Regions from separate parts of the Homo sapiens genome. Here region 2 is linked to region 1. The links are chromatin contacts, found by Hi-C in ENCODE. All regions are on one chromosome and are shown on one strand. The core of a region is the stretch at or near the end of the contact, and the rest is flanking DNA. Distances in the headings are between cores, read along the strand shown. Region 1 holds the start of DCUN1D3 (defective in cullin neddylation 1 domain containing 3). Region 2 has its middle 34 kb from the start of MIR3680-1.

Evidence for each region. Hi-C counts contacts between places; a loop is a spot of excess contacts on that map. Pooled maps may share reads with other maps.
Region 2: a loop to region 1 is called in a pooled map, with 5 times the contacts of the local background. The contact joins the enhancer-like site here to the promoter of DCUN1D3 in region 1. A Hi-C loop is called at or near these places in 2 of 168 maps with a recorded cell type or tissue (B cell and ascending aorta) and 7 of 50 pooled maps.

The regions. Positions count from the first base shown.
Region 1 is chr16:20,899,043-20,903,740 of GRCh38, reverse strand. It overlaps DCUN1D3 (defective in cullin neddylation 1 domain containing 3), which reads left to right and starts at 3,383. Exons shown (of 3, transcript NM_173475.4): 1 at 3,383-3,537. LYRM1 (LYR motif containing 1) reads right to left here and starts at 2,970. Exons shown (of 4, transcript NM_001128302.3): 1 at 2,852-2,970. RefSeq lists enhancers at 1,993-2,778, 2,779-3,564, 3,774-3,823.
Region 2 is chr16:21,537,376-21,542,691 of GRCh38, reverse strand. It overlaps the pseudogene LOC646828. Among named protein-coding and RNA genes, the nearest start is that of MIR3680-1, 34 kb to the right of the region's middle. RefSeq lists enhancers at 820-869, 942-1,680, 3,687-4,186, 4,187-4,688. Within about 2 kb of position 1,596, at least 3 of the 41 ENCODE cell types and tissues checked have a DNase peak (open chromatin) inside an H3K27ac peak, as active enhancers do.

The sequences.
Region 1 (4,698 bases), core at 2,134-4,633:
CAGGACAGCTTCCTCCACCATCAAATAACTACTGAATGCGCAACTTTCCCATCTGCAGAGGCACCAGAGCTCCTCAGTAGGCTAAGTCCCTTGAGTTTCACATGCGGAGAATGACTAGCCTACATAGTACCCTCGAGTTCCTCCAGTCCAATGCTGACCAAGATAACTTTCTGTGAAGGAAAGGTTCTATCTGCTCTGTCCAATAGGACACACACCTGTCACAGGTAGCTACTGGCACTTGAAACATACTGTGTTGGAGGAACTGAATTTTTATTTAAATAGTCACATGTGGTCAGTGGCTACACAGGGATAGCACAGCCCTAGACCAAGAATTGCAAATCAAATGCCCACAGGGGTCAGCCAGGTAGCAGGAGAGGAGAGGCCTTTTTGGCAAACCCTGAGCATGAGCCACATAGACGGGAGACAGCTCTTCAGCTCTGGCTGACAGTTGCTGTGTAGGAACCTCTAGGAACTTCAGGCTGGTGTTGTCAGATTGTCGGATTTTTCAAATGAAGCCCAAAGTCTGGATTTTGATGTCCAATTTTTAAATGTTGGCAAGTAAATTTAAAAAAGAATTTAAATCACTGTGTGGGCTGAACAATATGTTTGCAGGCAATATCTGTCTTGTCAGTATGCAACTTCAAATCTAGGCCAACCCTTCAGCTCAGAGAGAAGAGCTTTATCCATGGCCACTCTGCTGGTCAGTGGCAGATCCAGGATTGAAACCCAGGCCTTCTTATTCATCTTCTGATACCCTTTACACTATATTGTGGAACTGATCGTAATTGTGGTGGGCTTGGCAGCAGTGGCAGGGACAAAAGCCCCTTTTTGTGAGAAGCTGTTGGATTGTATGGCTGATACCTTATGAACACAGTGTTCCTGCCCAGCTACAACCACCATATGGACAAGGCTCTGTACCAGGAGCCAGGAAGACACAAATAAGAAACAGTACCTGGGGGAGACAGCCATATAAACAGACAATTTATCCAAAAAGTCAGGTTTTCTATAACGGACACAAATTACCTGAGCACAAGTCCAAAAGCACTGACAGCTGGGAGAGGGAGGGAGGGAAGAGATTTGAGCCAGGACTTAGCTTCTACTTGCTGCGGGTAGAAGCTGGCAAGCGGGTGGATGAGATTCACTGATTACGGGGATGGGTCCCATTATTCCAGGATATTAAGGGGCCTCTTCCTTTGATCTCTGAGGTCTTGTCTGTGTCGTCTCCTTTGCTGGCTTCTCCTTCTCTGGGTACTCTCTAAATGGTAAGAACCCAAGGGATTTAGGGGTCTTCCTCTTTTATTTACACGCTCTTCTTAGGTGATCTGGGAGCTCCTCCCTGCCTTCCTTATTTATTATCTCCAACTATGATTTTTCCCCGACTTGTATATCTAACTTCTTGACAACTTCATTTGACTTGTTAATAGACTTATCAAACTTAATATGTTCAAAAGAGAACTTTCGATATTCCTTTCTAAACTGTTTTCCCGTAGGGAGTTAACCTTGGTTCCTCCCTCTCCTACACACTTCACATCCAATTCCCCAGCAAGTCCTGCAAGCACTACCTCCCAAATATATGCTGAATGGAATTCTCTCCATTTCCACTGTGACTGAGGGCCTTTTCTTTTTTCTTAAGACGGAGTCTCACTCCGTTGCCCAGGCTGGAGTGAAGTGGCGCGATCTTGGCTCACTGCAACCTCCACCTCCCGGGTTCAAGCGATTCTCCTGAGTAGCAGAGATTACAGGCGCGTGCCACTACGCCCAGCTGATTTTTGTATTTTTAGTAGAGATGGGGTTTCACCATGTTGGCCAGGATGATCTCGATCTCCTGACCTCGTGATCCGCCCGCCTAGGCCTCCCAAAGTACTGGGTTTATAGGCGTGAGCCACCGCGCCCGGCCGGCCCTTTCAACACTATCTTCACCTCTCCTTTGTCTTACAGTGCAACAGTCTCCTAACAGGTCTAACTACTTCCACCCTTCTCTATCCAGCAGGCAGAGCGGATTTTTAAAAATGTAAATCAGGTCAGGTCACTTCCCTTCTTAAAACCCTTAAGGTACACATTAGCCAAACCCCTGCCTTGGGCTAAAAGGCGCTGCTACAGTCATGCCACTTCCCCAACTACATCACAGGGCACTCCGGCCCTGGCTCTGTTTGCTTCAGCCACATGGCCTTCTGGCTGTTTCCAACCTAAAAGTCCTTCTCATTGGCTCTTCTCTCCACCCAGAAAACCCATTGTCTCGGATCCCCGCAAAACCGTGGCCTCCTTTGAACGACCTTACCCGATTTCGAGGGGCCCTCCCCCCATCTTCTGTCACCTCATCCGGTCTTTGGGGGGCATTTCTCACTTGCTGATACCTTCTTTATTGATTTACTTAACTCTCTCCTGCACACGAATGGAAGGTAACGGAGCAACACCCTACTCTCAGGTTTGAAGAGCAAGAGAATTACGAAGCTGGCTCTCACGGTCCTAGGGAGTCTCCGTTCCTGTACGGGACCTGGTGTGGGTCAACGTTCCCCAGCCAGACACCTCTCGCCCCCGGACCGGCCCCTACCATCTCCCATTTACATTCGGGGGTCCAAAAGATTCACAGCCTCCGAGGGGGCCCCACGCCGGCACCTGAGCGTCCCCACACCAGGCCTCCCCTCTTGGACGCGCGAGCCACTTCCGTGAGGCAGGTCCCCGAGGCCGGTGGCGATGACACCGAGCCGCCCCCGCGAAGCTGGGGTCACACAGGCCCGTCTCCCGGCAACGCCGCAGCCCAACCTCCAAACCATCCCTGCCCGTGGGGAGCCAACCCCTTCCCCGCCAGTCTCCCGCGCCTGGAGTCGGCGCCTCCATCCCCTACACTCACTCTGCGTCAGTCCTGCCTTCCCCCACCCACAGAAGCGCGCAGCCCGCGGCGGGCTGGGAGGAGGCGGCGCCAGGAGCCCAGCAGAGCCGTGGCCGACCGAGCACAGGCTGGTCCAGTAGGCCAGGCCGGACCAAACCACCGGGCCCACCTCTGTGGGAGCACCAGTTCCAGGTCTGGGGGAGTCTCGACTGACTGACTCTACCCATCTCCCGCCGCATCCAACAATAAGCTGAGCTCCTCCTCCCCCTATTTTTCCTTTACGCTTTCATTATCCTCCCCGCTCCATTCCCGTAAAACAAGAAAAAAAAATGGTCCAGCCCAGCTCCCTCCGGGTTGCTAGGTCTTTGCCCTTACTTGGCGACGGCTTCGTACGTCTTTATGTGCGTCGTGACGCAATCTTCCACTCGTTCCCTCCTTGCCCCTCTCCCATTCTCCCTCCTGGAGCTGGCGGCCGGCGGGGTTACCGGAAGTGATGATGCAGGAGGCGATGGAGGGGGCGGGGCTTCGGGGCGGCCGCCGCCGGTGGGCCGCAGATGAAGAGGAGGCGGTGGCAGTGGTGGAAGAAGAGGCGGCGGCGGCGGGGGTAGGGAGCCTGGAAACGCGAGCGGGGATGGTAGGTGGTTTGGACCCGCCGGGCCGCCGTCGTTTCCAGAAAGGGTTTGACTGGAGGAACCTCTGGAGCAGCTGTGAGTTTTGGGGAGGGGGGGAGTTGAGGAAAAGGCGGGGGGGCATTGAGAGATGAAGGGGCGGGGGTTGGGTACCTTCGAGAAAGGGGGGTGGAAAGGGAGGAGTGGAAGTCAGCGCGTTGTCTGGAGTGGTACCTCTGAAAGAAGAGGCTGTGAGGGGAGCCTGTGGCGTGTCAGCCGCAGGGCTCAGAAAACTTACCTACTGTCCCTGCCTCCCCACCGCCAGCACCCCTCAACCCAGGGCCTGGGGATATGGGGTTGGAGCTGCCCTGGAGGGGGTGCAGACTCTGGTCCTCTGTCCTGGGTGAGCGCTGTGAGGTAGGAGCCCTAGGGGGAGGTGGTGGGTGAATCTCCCAGCTCCCTCCGCCCTCATTTCCCTCCCCACCCCCATCGTTCTCTTTAATCATTAACAGCCCTGGAATTAAGGGGCTCAGACCTGAAGGCCTTTTTGTGCACCTTTGCTATAAACGATAACCATCTGTGTCCGAGGTAATGAGGCTGGAGGCTTTGCCTGTATCCTCTATAGGAAGTGGGACGGGGTGACAAATGTATTGTTTGTTCCTCCACCACACCCCCCGCACTTCTCACCCCTCATCCTCCCCCATGCACACCCCTGGTTTCCACTTTAATTCTCTGTGGCTGAGTGGCAATAGTGGATTTTTTTTTCTTCCCCTTTCCTCCTTTATGGCACTTAGTGCCTTGGTTACCTCTTTTGAATTTGGTGTTCAGCCTCTATCCCAGATCTTAACTGTAAGCTTTGTAATACTTCATACAGGCTGTCACGTTGGGAGTACCTCTTACGCTCCGATTATAATGAGCATTTTCTTTTATGAATACTGGAATTCCAGAGCCTTTGCAAGGAATCCTGAATGGCATCATAGCCCAGGAATCAAGGTCTCTTGCTCGAAATACTTTATGTGTGAGGAATTTACATGTTGTCAGCTCTTCCCAAAATGATTTGCTAGGCTAATTCTGGATTTCTGTGTTTCTCTCCACCCACTTTTCATGATGCACTTCAGAGAACAGAAAACCCCATATTACTTTTTTGTTTCTACAATTGGACAATAGCTCTTTTATGTTTTTCTCCATTTATGTGTGACACACAAATCATCAGTGACACGTTCAGCTTGTGCTGATTTTCATCTTTACGTAGCTGATTCT
Region 2 (5,316 bases), core at 347-2,846, 640 kb before region 1:
ATTGGCTGCCTTGTGGAGCTGGAAACAGCCCACCAGGTCCAGGGGATCCAGGGAATGGCTCTATGCCCTGTGGGGGCTCTTCTAGCTTTGGCAGCAGCAGCGGCAGCACCTACCGAGCCCCACGCCCATGTGGCAGGCACTGATGGAAGCCCATTACAGCCACCACACTGCCTGTCGTACACCTGGGGAAACTGAGACTCTAAGAGGACAAACCAAGGGCGGAGTTAGGCTGGGTGAGGCTTGACGCTCATAAAATGCGGGGTCCTGTTTAAGAGAAAGAAGACAAAACCAGGAACAGAGCGGTGGCTCACGCCTATAATCCCAGCACTGTGGGAGGCTGAGGCGGGTGGATTACCTGAGGTCAGGAGTTTGAGACGAGCCTGACCAACATAGAGAAACCCCATCTCTATTACAAATACAAAATTAGCCAGGCGTGATGGTGCATGCGTGTAATCCCAGCTGCTAGGGAGGCTGAGGCAGGAGAATCGCTTGAACCCGGGAGGTGGAGGTTGTGGTGAGCCGAGATCGTGCCATTGCACTCCAGCCTGGGCAACAAGAGCGAAACTCCGTCTCAAAATAAATAAATAAATAAGAGAAAAGTGGAACAAGTCACCAACCCACTTCCGCCAGCAAAGGCTTGTGGTGCTTTCCACAGGTAGCTGGGCCATCCGTGCTCAGATAATGGATGTGATGGTCTTCAGCCTCATTGGTGTGCTCACCGGTGTCCCATTCTAGCTGCCTGGGGCTCACCACACGCATAAAGGAAGGGCCCTGACTTCCTCTGGGGGCCCTGAGGGGGAGCAGCTTTCTGTAACCACATGGCTGCTCCAGCCCTCATGCATCTTAGAGACAGGACAGGAACTCCTGGGGACGATGAGGCAACACACAGGCATCCTCTTCTCAGCCCAAGGCTGGAAAGCTTAATTGGCAGGAAACCTGCACGCAGTGGAATGGCTGGGGCCTGCCGCTCCCCCGACTGATTCCTGCAGTCCTGGGGAGGGAGAGATGAGCCCGCACCTTGGAACGGGCCAGGCCTCAGTGGCCCTGACTGGCAACGTGGCTTTGGGCAAGTTGTTTATATCTGTCTGTCTATCTTCATCAGTAAACTAGAAATACTTCTTGAAGGGTTGTTCTGAAGATTTGAAGTAGTTGCTCAGAAAGTGACTGGCACATCTGTGCCCTGGGAGCGGGGACGTGTGGCCGGCAGGAGGAGAGGACATCTCACTGCACACCTGCCTGTTACCCATGTGCACAGACCAACGTCTCACTGCACACCGACCTGTTACCCATGTGCACAGACTGACATCTCACTGCACACCCGCCTGTTACCCACGTGCACCAGACTGACACCTCACTGCACATCCACCTGTTACCCACGTGTACAGACTGACGCCTCACTGCACACCCACTTGTTACCCACGTGCACCAGACTGACGCCTCACTGCACACCTGCCTGTTACCCACGCGCACCAGACTGACATCTCACTGCACACCCGCCTGTTACCCATGTGCACAGACTAACACCTCACTGTGCACCCACCTGTTACCCATGTGCACAGACTGACGTCTCACTGCACACCCGCCTGTTACCCATGTGCATAGACCAACACCTCACGGTGCACCCACCTGTTACCCATGTGCACAGACTGACGTCTCACTGTACATCCATCTGTTACCCATGTGCACAAGCAGCCTGCTCCTTCACAGCCCAGCTAGAGTGTGCAATGGGATGTCAACCCAGCTAGACCATGCAATGAGATATTACTTGGCAATCAGAAAGGACACAGCTCTAACTCACGCTGCGGTGTGGGTGAGCCTCAAAAGCACCGTACTAAGTGACAGACGCAAGACACAAATGTTCCACATGTTACATGACTCAGTTCCTATGAAACCCACAGAGACAGAAGCAGCACGGCGGGGGTGGGGAGAAGAGCTAAAAAGTACCAAGCTTCCTCCTTGAGGTGCTGAAAATGTTCTAAAATTGACTTGGGATGGCTGCACAACTGTGAATATACCCAAAACCATAGAATTGTACACTTCAATTTTTATTTACTTTTTCTGGTTTTTTTTTTTTTTTTTTTTTGAGATGGAGTTTCACTCTTGTTGCCCAGGCTGGAGTGCAATGGCATGATCTCAGCTCACTGCAACCTCTGCCTCCCAGGTTCAAGCGATTCTCCTGCCTCAGCCTCCCGAGTAGCTGGGATTACAGGCATGCACCACCACGCCTGGCCAATTTTGTATTTTTAGTAGAGACGCAGTTTCGCCATGTTGGTCAGGCTGGTCTCGAACTCCCGACTTCAGGTGATCCACCCGCCTTGGCCTCCCAAAGTGCTGGGATTACAGGCATGAGCCACTGTGCCCGGCCTATTTACTTATTTTAAGAAAGGATCTCACTCTGTCACCCAGGCTAGAGTGCACTGGTATGATCACAGCTCACTGCAGCCTCAACCTCCGGGGCTCAAGCCATCCTCCCACCTCAACCTCCCAACTACCTGGGACCACAGGCATGTACCACTGCACCTGGCTAGTTTTTGTGTTTTTTGTAGAGTCAGATTCTTGTTATGTTGCTTAGGCTGGTCTCAAACTCCTGGCCTCAAGCAGTCCTCCCACATCGGCCTCCCAAAGTGCTGGGATTACAGGCATGATCCATCGCGCCCAACCAGGTTGTACACTTTAGATGGGAGAGTTGCATGGTATGTGAATTCTATCACAATAATGCTGTGGGTTTTGTTGCTGTTGTTGTTGTTTGAGACCGAGTCTCTCTCTGTTGCCCAGACTGGAGTGCAATGGTGCAGTCTTGGCTCACTGCAACCTCTGCCTCCTGTGCTAAAGCAATTCTTGTGTCTCAGACTCCCGAGTAGCTGGGATGACAGGCACCTGCCACCATGCCTGGCTAATTTTTGTATTTTTAGTAGAGACGGGGTTTCGCCATGTTGGTCAGGCTGGTCTTGAACTCCTGACTTCAGGTGATCTGCCTGCCTTGGCCTCCCAAAGTGCTGCAATTACAGGCATGAGCCACTGTGCCCAGCCTATAATGCTGTTTTTTTTTTTTAATTAACTGGATAATTATAAACGTGAACACGTGTGCACAGAACTGATGCATGTGTCTGCCGGCGTGGACACTCCTGGGCTTCCTTCTGGTAGCTCAGCCGCCTCTCTTGACCCTGACCCTCACTGCTTGATGTTAGGAGACAAGCCCAAGGCATCTAGGTTGCTGGCTTCCACCTTGGAAGGCCAGGGCCCAGCAAAGTCAAGGTGATGTGATGTGGCTGAGCAGGGAGGCCATCTTCCTTCCAGACAGAGACTCTGTCACTTTGGACTGGACTCTTGTCCCACAGTGCTGGCCAGGGACAGGTGCAGAGTTGTGCTTGGTTGGCATGGGACGCTGATGAGGGCTGTGTTGCGGCCAGGCCCAACCACCATGAGCCGAGATCATGCCACGGCACTCCAGCCTGGAAGACAGAGTGAGACTCTGCCTCAAAAAAATAAAAAAAATAAAAAGTTATAAATAGAACTACCCTATGATTCAGCAATCACACACTTCTGGGTATATATCCAAAAGAGCTGGCTGGGCACAGTGGCTTATGCCTGTAATCCCAATATTTTGAGAGGCCAAGGCAGGAGGATCACTGGAGCCCAGGAGTTGGAGAACAGCTTGGGCAAGATGGCAAGACCCCCTGGCTACAAACAATTAATTTTAAACCCTGGTATGGTGTCCTAGCTACTTGGGAGACTGACGCGGGGGGATCACTTGAGCCCAGGAATTAGAGACTGCAGTGAGCTATGATGGCATCATTGCACTCCTGCCTAGTTGACAAAGTAAGACCCTGACTCTTTTTTTTTTGTTTTTTGGCTGTGAGTGTATTCAATGCAAAATAATCCTCTCTAATTTTACGGAGGTGGCTGGCCATGTCCACGACCAAATCTGCCTCTAAACTGGAATTCGGTTGCTGACCCAGCCCGAGCCTCAGCTTTCTTATCGGCACCAGGGGCACAGCACTCCGTCTGTAGGTATGTCTGTCGGCTTCCCCTCTTGTGAGTCTTGCAGGTCGCCCACCCTCCAGACCTTTAGGCCGAGGCCTGCCAGTCCCTGGACGGCTGCAGCGTAGGGTGGCAGGCACAGTTTCCAGGGACAGATGAAGGTAATCACGGAGATACTGGATACCCTGATCGGTAAGGTAGCAGTAGAAATGTCTCCAGGCAAGCCAGGCACGGTGGCTCATGCCTGTAATCCCAACATTTTGGGAGGCCGAGGTGGGCGGATCACGAGGTCAGGAGATCGAGACCATCCTGTCTAACATGGTGAAACCCCGTCTCTACTAAAAATACAAAAAATTTGCCGAGCGTGGTGGCGGGTGCCTATAGTCCCAGCTACTGGGGAGGCTGAGGCAGGATAATGGCATGAACCCAGGAGTTCAAGCTGGTCTTGAACTCCAGGAGGCGGAGCTTGCAGTGAGCCGAGATCACACCACTGCACGCCAGCCTGGGTGACACAGCGAGACTCTGTCTCAAAAAAAAAAAAAAAAAAGCAACAATGCAGGGACTCCTGACACATGCTCCAATGTGGATAAACCTGAAGGACATTATGCCCAGTGAAATAAGCCAGACACAAAAGACAAAAACCACAGGATCCCACCCACATCAGGTCCCCAGAGTCCTCAGATTCAGAGAGATGGAAGCAGAATGGTGGGTGCCAGGCCTGGGGGAGGAAGCTGGACATAGTGTTTAGTGGGGTCAGGACAGAATTTGAGTTTGGGATGATGGAAAAGTTCTGGAGACGGATGGTGGAGATGGTTGCACCACAATGTGACTGCATTTAACGCCATCAAATTTTACACTTCAAAATGGTTAAGATGGGCCGGGCATGGTGGCTCATGCCTCTCATCCCAGCGCTGTGGGAGGCTGAGGCAGGTGAATCACCTGAGATTGGGAGTTCAAAACCAGCCTGACCAACATGAAGAAACCCCGTCTCTACTAAAAATACAAAATTAGCAGATGTGGTGGCGGGTGCCTGTAATCCCAGCTACTCAGGAGGTTGAGGCAGGAGAATCACTTGAGCCTGGGAGGCGAAGGGTTGCAGTGAGCCAAGATCGCACCATTGCACCCCAGCCTGGGCAACAAGAGCAAAACTGCATCTCAAAAAAAAAAAAAGGTTAAGACGGTAAATTTTATGTTATGTATATTTTATCACAATAAAAAGTAATATTTTTTGCAGCCAAGGTATGCTAAAAGAAATGGCTTTTTAATTTTTTATTATTTATTTATTAATTATTATTATTATTTGAGACAGAGTCTCACTCTGTTGCCCAGGCTGGA